Linked DNA regions of Homo sapiens: regions 1 and 2 are each linked to region 3. Evidence: read pairs that join two places in POLR2A ChIA-PET (ENCODE). Cell type or tissue: IMR-90. All regions are shown on one strand. Region 1 overlaps MPV17L-BMERB1 (MPV17L-BMERB1 readthrough). Region 2 overlaps MPV17L-BMERB1 (MPV17L-BMERB1 readthrough). Region 3 overlaps MPV17L-BMERB1 (MPV17L-BMERB1 readthrough).

What was found. Peaks named below come from ENCODE experiments on the same cell type or tissue, not always from the same donor. Only the 100,000 strongest peaks of a DNase experiment are listed, where the experiment ranks them.
Region 1: POLR2A ChIA-PET joins it to region 3 with 7 read pairs; 3 of 35 experiments call an interaction of 5 or more read pairs at or near these places.
Region 2: POLR2A ChIA-PET joins it to region 3 with 7 read pairs; 4 of 35 experiments call an interaction of 5 or more read pairs at or near these places.

Annotation. Positions count from the first base shown.
Region 1 is chr16:15,565,050-15,569,049 of GRCh38, forward strand. It overlaps MPV17L-BMERB1 (MPV17L-BMERB1 readthrough), which reads left to right. Exons shown (of 6, transcript NM_001414674.1): 3 at 2,934-3,007. BMERB1 (bMERB domain containing 1) reads left to right here. Exons shown (of 6, transcript NM_033201.3): 3 at 2,934-3,007. Among named protein-coding and RNA genes, the nearest start is that of MIR6506, 44 kb to the right of the region's middle. In IMR-90, no CTCF peak of the experiment used is centred here; no DNase peak of the experiment used is centred here.
Region 2 is chr16:15,544,886-15,548,885 of GRCh38, forward strand. All of the region lies in intron 2 of MPV17L-BMERB1 (MPV17L-BMERB1 readthrough), which reads left to right. All of the region lies in intron 2 of BMERB1 (bMERB domain containing 1), which reads left to right. Among named protein-coding and RNA genes, the nearest start is that of MIR6506, 64 kb to the right of the region's middle. In IMR-90, no CTCF peak of the experiment used is centred here; no DNase peak of the experiment used is centred here.
Region 3 is chr16:15,438,699-15,442,698 of GRCh38, forward strand. The region is part of intron 1 of MPV17L-BMERB1 (MPV17L-BMERB1 readthrough); the gene reads left to right. All of the region lies in intron 1 of BMERB1 (bMERB domain containing 1), which reads left to right. Among named protein-coding and RNA genes, the nearest start is that of BMERB1, 6.1 kb to the left of the region's middle. In IMR-90, no CTCF peak of the experiment used is centred here; DNase peaks (open chromatin) are centred at 1,673 and 2,363; H3K27ac peaks cover 1,109 bases.

The DNA.
Region 1 (4,000 bases), 130 kb after region 3:
TGCAAAAAAAAAAAAAAGCACTCAGCCACAGGCATTCCTTGATAGCAACACTCAGGGGACTAAGATAGGGCCCCATGCTGGTATACAGATGGCACTGCTGAAAGGAGTCAGCAGCCCCGGCCCTTGATGGAGACGCTGAGGAACGAGGCAGAAAGATCAGTGGACTCAGACTCCGAAGGGTCGATTTCTAGTTCTGGTCCTGCCCCCATGAGCTGTGTGTACTCAGTTGAGCCTCTTTACCTGTTTCCGCATGAGTAAAATGAAAATATGATTTCTGTCCTCTGGTTTTTCCTAGGATAGTTGTCAGGAGCAAAGTAAGATACTGGCTCCAAGCTGACCCACTACATCCCTTACCTGCTTCAGTCTTCTTTGTAACATCTGAAATATTGTATTTGGGTTTACCTTCTGTCTCTGCTAGCAAAATGTCATCTTCCTGAGGGCTTGGTCTTCTTTGCTGTTGCAAGCCTCAGAGATGACAACAATGCCCAACATAGTAGATGTTCAATAAAGACGTGCAGGCCAGGTACAGTGGCTCACGCCTGTAATCCCAGCACTTTGGAAGGCCAAGGCGGGAGGATCACTTGAGGCCAGGAGTTCAAGACCAACCTGGTAAACAGCAAGACCCCATCTCTATGAAAATTTTAAAAATTAAAAAAAGTATGAGCTGGGCATGATGGCTGCACAGCTGTAGTGCCAGCTACTTCAGAGGCTGAGGTGGGAAGATCACTTGAGCCCAGGAGTTCAGGGCTGCAATGAGCTATGACTGTGCCTTGGGTGATACAGCAGGACCCTGTCTCAAAAAACAAAACAAGAACAACAAAGACAAAGACACGCAGAGTGAATGTGAACCTGTGTATCACGGGGAAGTTATTTGAAGATACATCTCAACAGCTATGGAAATATCAAGCCCTTTGTACACAGTGATTCCACTTCTGAGAATCTAAACCCCAAATAATCCAACATGGAGAAGAAGCCTTAGAGGAACTGATGTTCATCCTGCAGTGGCCAAAATTGCTCAAACCTGAAAAGCCAGCCTTAGTAATCAAGATGAGGGTGTAATTAGCACAATCCCGATGAATCTCATTTGTGAAATTGCAGACAGCCATTACAAATATTGTTTACAGCAAGATGAGTTAATTTTTGTAGCACACACACAAAACCATAATGTGTAATGCAAAATTATAATGTGTAATGCAAAACTAGGTTGCAAAAGCAACCCAATTACTGAGATGACAGGAGCCAGCACCCACTGTCCCCCATGGCCACACTGTTGGTAATGTCACACATGATCTCTCCGGAGGGCAATTTGGAAATTCCTACTACAATGTAAGTGTTCATGCCACTAGACCCAGCAATTGCATTTCTATGAATCTATCCTAGAAATGTATTAGGAAACAACCCAGATGTCTATGAATAGGGGAATAGTTAAATAAATTATAGTTAAATAGATCACTGTATAATCAGCTGAGTGCAGTGGCTCACGCCTGTAATCCCAGCTACTAGCTACTCTGGAGGCTGAAGCCAGAGAATCACTTGAACCTGGGAGGCAGAGGTTGCGGTGAGCCAAGATCACACCACTGCACTCCAGCCTGGGTGATACAGTGAGACTGTCTAAAAAAAATAAAAATAAAAATAAATTTAAAAAATAAAAATAGATGACTGTATATCAATATAATGGTATACTATGCAGCCACTAAATATGTGGAGATTTGCATATACTGATATGGAAAGATGATCAAGACTATTAAAGATTATTAAATTGAAAAAAGCAAATTGCAAAAAATTTTTGTGCAATAACAATGGTGTCATATATGATATTATAAGCATACGCTTTTTTTTTAAATCTGGAGGAGGCTGGGTGCAGTGGCTCATACCTATATCCCAGCACTTTGAGAGGCTGAGGTGGGAGGATTGCTTGAAGCCAGGAATCCAAGACCAGCCGGGCAACATAACGAGGTCCCTCTCTCTACAAAAAACTGTTTAAAAATTAGCCTGTAGTCCCAGCTACTCCGTAGGGGGCTGGGGTTGGGAGGGGTTGTGCAGAGGTGGGAGGATCCCTTGAGCCCAGGAGTTCAAGTCTGCAGTAAGCTATGATCACGCCACTGCACTCCATCCTGGGCAACAGAGCGACACTCTATCTCCAAAAATAAAAAATAAAAAATTAAACATTTTCAAAATAAAAATGTTTTTAAAAAATCCAGAGGAATACATACTAAACCGTTGACAATGATTCTCTCCGAAGGACAGAGGGAGACTTTCCTCTATGTTGTGAATTTCTGCAGTGTTTAAAAAACGTAAACTTTAGCTGAAAAACGAAACTGAATATGCCATATGAACCCACTTATATAAGCAAACCTAAGTCAGGCACATGAAGACTGGAAGGAGCTCTATCGAGGTGTTATTAACAGTGACTGATGGCCAGGCACCGCGGCTTATGCCTGTAATCCCAGCACTTTGGGAGGCTGAGGTGTGCAGATCACTTGAGGCCAGGAGTTTAAGACCAGCCTGGCCACCATGGTGAAACCCTGTCTCTACTAAAAATACTACTAAAAATACAAAAAAAGTTAGCTGGGCATGGTGGCAGGCACCTATAATCCCAGTTACTTGGGAGGCTGAGGCAGGAGAATCGCTTGAACCCGGAAGGTGGAGGTTGCGGTGAGCCGAGATCATGCCACTGCACTCCAGCCTGGGCAACAGAGTGAGACTCTGTCACAAACAAACAAACAAACAAAAAACAGTGATCATTTCTAGGTGGTGGGATAATTGAGCAGTGTTTGGCTTTTTCCTTTTGAGGGAAAACCTCTACAATGAGCATGTATGGCCTCTTCAAAAGATAACCCACCTTTAATAGCTTCTTTGTGTTAACCGGGTGATGCTCAGGGCGTAATGCTCTGCTGATGTAACCTGCTGTTGATGGTGTCCTGTTTCCCCAGGATGGATGACATCCAGCTCTGCAAGGACATCATGGACTTGAAGCAGGAGCTGCAGAACTTGGTCGCCATCCCAGGTAACCATTTGCAACTTCACCTTGTGCTAAACAGGTGCTTGGGGGCCCCCAGCCTGGCCCATCTGTACGCCTGGGTCTGGAAGACAGAGCCTCATTCTTGCAATGCAGTGCTCCCTGACTGCATGTGTCAAACACAACTTCGAGTCAGGAAGACCTGGGTTCAAGTCCTAGTGAATTCTGGTCACCTTCTTGTCCTTGGACAAGTCACTGTACTTCTCTGAGACTCAATTTCTCCTCCTCTGAAAATTGGCTAGTAATAGTAAGAGGGTCTAATTCATTGAGTATAAATATCCTAAAGAGGCTGGGCACGGTGGCTAATGCCTGTAATCCCAGCACTTTAGGAGGCTGAGATGGGTGGCTTACTTGAGGTCAGGAGTTTGAGGCCAGCCTGGCCAACATGGCAAAACCCCATCTCTACTAAAAATACAAAAATTAGCCAGGTGTGGTGGCACACACCTGTAATCCCAGGTAACCGGCAGGCTGAGGCAGGAGAATCACTTGAGCTTGGGAGGTGGAGGTTGCAGTGAGCTGAGATTGTGCCATTGCACTCCAGCCTGGGCAACACAGCGAGACACTGTCTCAAAAAAATATATAATTAAATTAAATTAAATATCATAAAAATCGATGAGATGATGCAAACTAAGTGCTTAGCTTGATATTTGGCCTCAAGAGTCCAGTAAATATTAGCAATTATGACCATTATTATCCTACTTGGGAACAGATGAAGTGTGTACAAACTCTAACTTTGAAGTCACCCCAGATTTGGTAGTTAATAATGCCTGACTTATTTGGCATCTTCTCCAAAAAATTTTCCCCTGCCCATCAGGCTGTGTTAGTTGCCCTCTGTGGGGCTTACCCTTATCAAAATGCTAGTCCCAGGCCAGGCATGGTGGCTCACGCCTGTAATCCCAGCAGTTTAGGAGGCTGAGAGGGCAGATCACTTGAGTTCAGGAGTTTGAGAACAGCCTGGCAAACATGGTGAAACCCCATCTC
Region 2 (4,000 bases), 110 kb after region 3:
CCTGACAACATCCAATCCAGAGTAAATGCTCACTTCCTTTAAACTGTCCCCCAAAGCACCTAACACAAGCCCAAATTTTCTTTTCTTTTCTTTTTCTTTTTTTTTGAGACGGAGTCTCGCTCTATCACCCAGGCTGGAGTGCAGTGGTGCAATCTCGGCTCACTGCAACCTCTGCCCCCCGGGTTCAAGCAATTCTCCCGCCTCAGCCTCCCGAGTAGCTGGGATTATAGGCACCCGCCACCACGCCTGACTAACTTTTGTATTTTTAGTAGAGACGGGGTTTCACCATGTTGGCCAGGCTGGTCTCGAACTCCTGACCTCAAGTGATCCACCTGCCTCGGCCTCCCAAAGTGCTAGGATTACAGGTGTGAGCCACCACACCTGGCCCCAAATTTTCTAATAAGTGCTTTCTAACACCCTCTTACTGATATCTGCCCACAGCTGATTAGGTGCAAGCTAGCCCAGTACCAATCGATAGAAGACAGTACAGACTCACTAAAGTGATATATGATGGAGAAAATTGTCCCCATCCAGACTTCCCTTAGAGAGAAGACCCGGTGTGGTTGGTGGGAACACTCTGACGCTTCTTTTGGTTAGGGTTGTTGGCCACAAGCAACAGAAATCAACTCTGCCTGACTCAACCAAAAAATGGGATTGTAGAAGGCTATGAGTGGGGATGGGGGCTCAGGAGTCGGAAGGACAGGCTTGGAAATGAGTATGGATCAAGAAAGCCCCAGAGACTGGCCACAGGACCAATCTGGCCAGGAAGCCGCCATTGCTGGACAGCACAAGTCTAATCCCTCCATCCTTTTATCTCTGTCATTTGCTCTGTGGTCAAAGTCTTGGACATGAGCTTCTGATTGGCTGAGTCTGAGGAAGTGGGGGTGCTCCCTTGTTGAACTTCTCTAATAATGACTGACACAGTGAATGCTTTCCCTAAAACTAGGGTTTGGAGGTTGAGCAGCCAAAAATTCCAACTTTTTTCCATTACAGGAGGGAGACACAACCCCACCCAAGACCATGTGTAAGTAACAATAGGTAGTCTGTAAACAGCCTTCCATGGCCAGGAATGGTGGCCAAAGAAGGTCTTCTTTGACAGAGGTCAAAGAAGAGGGTGGGGGCCAGGCACAGGGGCTCACGCCTGTAATCCCAACAATTTGGGAAGCCGAGATGGGAGGATTGCTTTGAGGCCAGAAGTTTGAGACCAGACTGGGCAACATGGTGGAACCCCCTCTCTATAAAAAATATAAAAATTAGCCAAGCATGCTAGGGCACGCCTGTATTTCCAGCCACTCAGGAGGCTGAGGCAGGAGGATGTCTTGAGCCTGGGAGATTGAGGCTGTGGTGAGCCATGATCAAGCAACTGCACTCCAGCCTACATGACAGAGCAAGACCCTGTTTCCCTGTCACAAACAAACAAACAACAAACAAAAACACATACACATAAACCCCGTCGTTCTAAGCAAAGTGAGTCCTGCTATCTGCAGGATTTTGATTTTTTTCCAAGAGCATTATGCTGAACTGGTATCAGAATTAAATTGCTTGGAACAATTGTTCCTGGATCAAACTGAGGGTTGGGCTGCTTATTCTAGTGACCCAATAACGAGATGCAAATAAACTGGGAAAGGAGGGAGTTTCTATTTCTGTTACCAGTTACAGGGAAAAAGCCTGGAAAATACCACCAGACCAACTCAAAATTACAAAGTTTCCCAGAGCTTACATACCTTCTAAACTATATGTCCACGTGTAAGTGTGCGTTCACCTAAAGACCTAAATAATCAGCTTCTTCTAGTCTAACTAAGGTCTGAGTCCTGAAGACCTTCCTCTGAAGCCTCAGTAAATTTACTTAATCTAAATGGGTCCAGTTGCTGGGGTGATTACCCTTATCTTGTCTCCTGCTAAATCATGGAGGTTTGGGGACTTCCTTCACACTCCCAATAAACTTGTTTGTGGAGGCCTGGGGAGTTTCTTCACACCCCCAATAAAACTTGTTTAATCCTAAACGTGTCCTGTTAAGAATTGCCTCGTTATCTCGTCATGTTTCAAGGCCCAGGAAAGGCCTGAGCAAAACTGTTGGAGGATTTCTGTTACATTCCAGCCTTTGTATAAGGGCACTGGCTCTTTTAGCTTTTTTTTTTTTTTTTTGAGACAGAGTCTCGCTCTGTCGCCCAGGCTGGAGTGCAGTGGTGCGATCTCTGCTCACTACAACCTCTGCCTCCTAGGTTCAAGCGATTCTCCTGCCTCAGCTTCCGAGTAGCTGGGATTACAGGCATGCGCCACCATGCCCAGCTAATTTTTGTATTTTTTGTAGAGACATGATTTCACTATGTTGGCCAGGCTGGTCTTAAACTCCTGACATCAGGTGATTCACCCGCCTCTGCCTTCTAAAGTGCTGGGATTGTACAGGCATGAGCCACCATGCCCAGTAGGCTCCTTCAGCTTTGTTTTTTTCTTCTTCTTTTTTTTTTTTTTAGTGACAGAGTTTTGCTCTTGTCGCCCAGGCTGGAGTGCAATGGCAGGATCTCGGCTCACTGCAACCTCCGCCTCCCAGGTTCAAGCGATTCTCCTGCTGCAGCCTCCCAAAGTAGCTAGGATTACAGGTGCCTGCCACCACGCCCAGCTAATTTTTTTTGTATTTTTAGGTGAGACGGGGTTTCACCATGTTGGCCAGGCTGGTCTTGAACTCCTGAACAAGGTGATGCATCCGCCTTGGGCTCCCAAAGTGCTGGGATTACAGGCATGAGTCACTGCCTGCCCAGCCACTTTCAGCTTTTAATGTTTAACTTAACCACACAGTCCCTGCTGAAATAGCTGTCATGGAGGCCTGCGTTAGTGAGACCTGACCTGCCACACAATGAAGGAGATGTTCTTCATTGAGATAATGTGGGTGTCCGAATCAGGATCCACAGGTCAGTGTCCCAGCTCCACCATTGACTAGCTGTGTGATTCCGATGGAGCCACTTAACCTCTCTGAGCTGTGGGATCTTCCTGTATAAAAGAGACAACCACGTAGTGCCCACCTCAAACAGTGGTTATCAGGATTGAGATGATCTGTGTAAAGCATTTAGTGCCTATGAAGCACTTCTTAGTGTATAAAGCACTTAGGGTGTAAAAGGTGCATGGTAAATTCTGTTTGTCGCCCGGGCTGGAGCGCAGTGGCATGATCTTGGTTCACTGCAACTTCTGCCTCCCAAGTTCAAGTGATTCTCCTGCCTCAGCCTCCCGAGTAGCTGGGATTACAGCTGTGCACCACCATGCCTGGCTAATTTTTGTATTTTTAGTAGAGACGGGATTTCACCAGGTTGGCCAGGCTGGTCTTGAACCCCTGATCTCAAGTGATCTGCTGGTCTTGGCCTTTCAAAGTGCTGGGATTACAGGTGTAAGCCACTGCACCCGCCCTGTGCGTGGTGAATTCCGAGTAAATGGTAGCCAAAATCATTGTCATCATCATCGCCACAGGTAACCTTTTCCCCAAATAATACTCAGCTTCTCTTCTAAGTAAACGTTGAATGAATACTTTAGAGTGTTGAAGAAGCACCCCTAAATCTGCCCACTTGTTGATTCTAGCCAGTGATGTTAAATTTTTAGGAATCTGGAGAACCAGTTGTTCAACTGTGGGTAGCTCAAAATCTGCAGCAGTGGGAGTATTTACACCGTGGAAATTGGCAAATGATTCACAGCAAGGCTTCTACCTCCCTCCCCTGCTTCCAGCCAGTTAAACATTCCCCAGCACATCACTCATTCTAGTCCTAGCCTGCCCTACTTTGGGGCATCCAACAGAGATTACTTGCGTTTTCTTTGTGGTTTATCAAGCCCCAGGGTCTCGCTTGCCTACAAAGGAGACCACTAATCACTAGCATGCTGAATAAACATGAAGTTGACTTAAACATTAATTTACTTATTATCAAAAGCTTATCTGCTTCTGCTGGTGCAATGACTCTGATGGGAATTGCCAGTGGTGATGGTAGATAGGTGATGGCTTCAGAGAAGTGTGCTCTGT
Region 3 (4,000 bases):
ATCTGCCCTCCTTGGCCTCCCAAAGGGCCGTGATTACAGATGTGAGCTACCATGCCTGGGCCTGTTTTCTAGATGCGTGTTTGCACGCAGGGGGTGTTTGATTAAACCTTTTTTGGAACACTCTTTCAACTCTCAGGGTATCTATGGATCCATTCCATAAAGCCTGGGCCCTCCATTTATTTATTAAGTGTGAAAATTAGTACTTTTGTTTCTATGGCATGACAATTGCCAAGCCAATGTTGTAACACATGAAATGCTGGAGAAAAGAAGAGTCCCCTTAAAAAGAAGACATGCTCTGTTTAACTTCCACACATTTTAAAATATTTTATGTTAAACACTGAGTAGGTGTAAATTAAACAGAATTGAAGAGGGGAGGGAGACTGCAGAACTGGTCTTTTTTAGTTAAGATTGTGTTGACTGCTATTTTAAATTTCAACTATAGTTTTTAGATAAAAGATATGTAATGTGCTATATCAGAGTAGCAAAGAAGGAACGTTTTGAAGTTAGGCTGAATGAGTTCAAACCAGCCTCATTCAGCTGTCACTTGGTAGATTTGTGACCCTGGGAAAATTGCTCAAGGTCTCTGTGTGTCAGTTGCCTCATCTGTGAAATGGGGATAATTGTAGTAATGCGCACTTCGGACTCTTGGAAGATTAGATGAGATAATGTATATAATGCATTTAGCACAGGGCCTCACATGCTGAAAGCGCTCAATCAAGGTTGAATGGTTGTCATAGGAGGACAGAAGGGGATTGCCCCAGCAATATTTGCAGAGGTTATCCCAAACTCACCAGTTACAGCTTTTCATTGCTTCCATTTCTTAGTAAATTCTGGTTAATGATTCTGTACATACTGCCTTCCTCATGGGAACATGTGGAGAAAGGCTTCTGCACCCTTACAAACCATCTAGTATTTTCTCCTTTGAGAAAGGTTCAAAGTAATTGCTCCCAGCCACCTTCAACAGCGTTTTTCCACTAGCAGGGAGGTTTTTTCCCCGCTCAGCTGGAAAATGTATAGTGACATTTCAGCGTGGTTAGATATATAAAAATACTGCTTTCAACCAAGTGTAATTAATTGAGGGAGACATGCAGACAAGGTGCCTTTTGAAAAAGCGCAGAGCTTTTCAGAAACACAGTTGTCTCTGTTGTGGCCATTTCTTGATAGATTTGTATGTGTCTTAAAGGATGATCAAGATTTTGGACAGGGGAAATGGAGGAGTTGGAGGCGGGAGAGGGGAATGCCAGGAGAGGTAATAGCATCAACTGGCTGGGTGTGGTGGCTCATGCCTGTAATCCCAGCACTTTGGGAGGCTGAGGTGGGCGGATCGCTTGAGGTCAGCAGTTCGAGGCCAGCTGTCCCAACATGGTGAAACCCTGTCTGTACTAAAAATACAAAAATTAGCCAGGCGTGGTGATGGGCGCCTATAGTCCCAGCTACTAGGGAGGCTGAGGTGAGAGAATTGCTTGTACTCAGGAGGCAGAGGTTGCAGTGAGCCGAGATTGGACGGCTGCATTCCAGCCTGGGTGACAGAGCAAGACTTAATCTCAAAAAAAAAAAAAAAAAAAAAAAAAATCAACACAGACATAGTGCTGGAAATAAATGCTCTATGAGTAGGAGATTGGAATGAAGTAGAGAGCTCAAACTGCAATCTTTCCATAAGCCCGGGGGAGATGACTACTATTTAAAAGTTCAAAGTTGTGTACTGACTAACAAGCAGATCGTAAAACTGGCCAGCGTTTCAGGTTTCATAAACAGTGTGGAGGCTGAAATAATGCAAATTGCTGGCAATCTATATAATAGATTCTTGGGGAAAGGTTTGAACTATCTTCTGTTTGGTTACATATGCTCATTTTATTATTTTATTTTGGTTTTGCATCATTTCTTTTTTTCTGATTCTAGAAGTAATACATGTACTTTATAAAAAATTTGAATTCATCTGAAATATGAAAATAAAAAGTAAAAAACGACCATCATTTGCTCCCCAGATCCCATTTATTCACTCCATAAATAGGTACTGAGTGCCTTACAAGTGCCAGGAAGTGTTCTAGGGGCTGCAGGTACAGTCTTGAGATTTCTCGACAAAGTCCCTGCCCACATAAAGCTTCTGTTTAGGGGAAGTTAAGACCTGGGTTGAGAGTGAAGGCGTCAAATATTACATAAGCAAACAAGTAAGATGGTTTAGGTCATAGTAAATGTTTCATGGGCATTAATAGGGAAGGGGTACTTTTCATTTGGTGTTCAGGAAGCGCTTCTCTAAGGAGGTGACATTTTGCTGTATCAATAGCAGGAATCCAGGCAGTAAACGTAAAGGCCTTGTGCTAGAGGAAGAGACAGAAGGCCAGGGTGGCTGGAACCCAGTGAGTCAGGGTGAAGGGCAGATGAATCAGAGGGAAGCCAGACTAGGTAGGGCCTTTTAGGTTGTGATTAAAACAAACAAACAAAAAGTCTGAAATTTATTCTCATTGCAGGAGAAACTGCTAAAAAATTTTAATCAAGGGACTAACATGAACTGTTATGTTTTTTGAGGTTTTTTGTTTTTGAGACAGGGTCTCGCTTGTCACCCAGGATAGAGTGCTGTGGTGAGATCTCGGATCACTGCAGCTTCAACCTCCTGGGCTCAATGGATTCTCCCGCCTCAGCCTCCTGAGTAGCTGGAACTACAAGTTCGCATGCCTCTAGAGCCCATTAAAAAAAAAAAAAATTAAGACAGAGTCTCGTTCTCTTGCCCAGGCTGGAGTGCAGTGGTGTGATCTTGGCTTGCTGCAACCTCTGCCTCCTGGGTCCGAGCGATTCTTCTGCCTCCCAAGTAGCTGGGATTACAGGTGCCCACCACCATGCCTGGTTAATTTTTGTATTTTTAGTAGAGATGGGGTTTTTCCATGTTGGTCAGGCTGGTCTCGAACTCTTGACCTCAAGTGATCCACCTGCCTCAGCCTCCCAAAATGCTGGGATTACAGCCGTGAGCCACGATGCCCAGCAGCCCTGTTAGTTTGTGAATTTTTGGTAGAGATGGGGTTTTGCTGTGTTTCCAGGCTAGTCTTGAACTCCTGGGCTCAAAAGCAATCTGCCTGTCTCAGCCTCCCAAAGGGCTGGGACTACAGGCAAGAGCCACTGCGCCCAGCCTGGTTTTTGTTTTTAAAGGGTCATGTTGGGTACTAGATGGGGAATAAGTCCATAGCGGGGCAAGTGATGATCAATGCAAGCAGCATTTGATATAGTCCGTGATTCCTTCCTAATCAATTTTATTTTGGAGAAGTGGTGGCAGTTTCCTTGAGTGTGAAAGGTGTGACAAGGGCCCCATGGGTTGTCCTCTGGAAGATCAAGCACCTGGTTAAGACTTAGGAGAGGGAGGCCGGGCACAGTGGCTGAAGCCTGTAATCCCAGCACTTTGGGAGACCGAGGCAGGTGGATCACCTGAGGTGAGGAGTTTGAGACCAGCCTGGGCAACATGGTGAAACCCCACATCTACCAAAAATACAAAAATTAGCTGGGCGTGGTGGCGCATGCCTGTAATCCTAGCTACTCGGGAGGCTGAGGCGGGAGACTCACTTGAACCAGGGGGCAGAGCTTGCAGTGAGCTGAGGTCACACCATTGCACTCCAGCCTGGGCGACAGAGTGAGACACTGTCTCAAGAAAAAAAAAAAAAAGAATTAGGAGAGGGATAGATTCTGCACTGTCTCTTGACAGGCAACTATGTAAGTTATTGCAAAACTATTATAGCAGTGATATAAATATTACAAATATGATAGTATCTAGAATGTACTTTGAACAAGCCCAATTATTTACACAGTTGAGTAATGTCTGCTCATAACTTTGCTCATAACATTATGTTTTATTTTTGCAAGAGTTTCCTCCTGTGTTAATTGAAGAAAAAATTAATCATGCCTATTCTTGGACTGATTAGTTATTAAACACATATTAATAATAATATCCATTCAATGAGTTTTAGCTATGAACTTGAGCTTATTAAATTCTCATAACAGCCCTATGACATAAGGA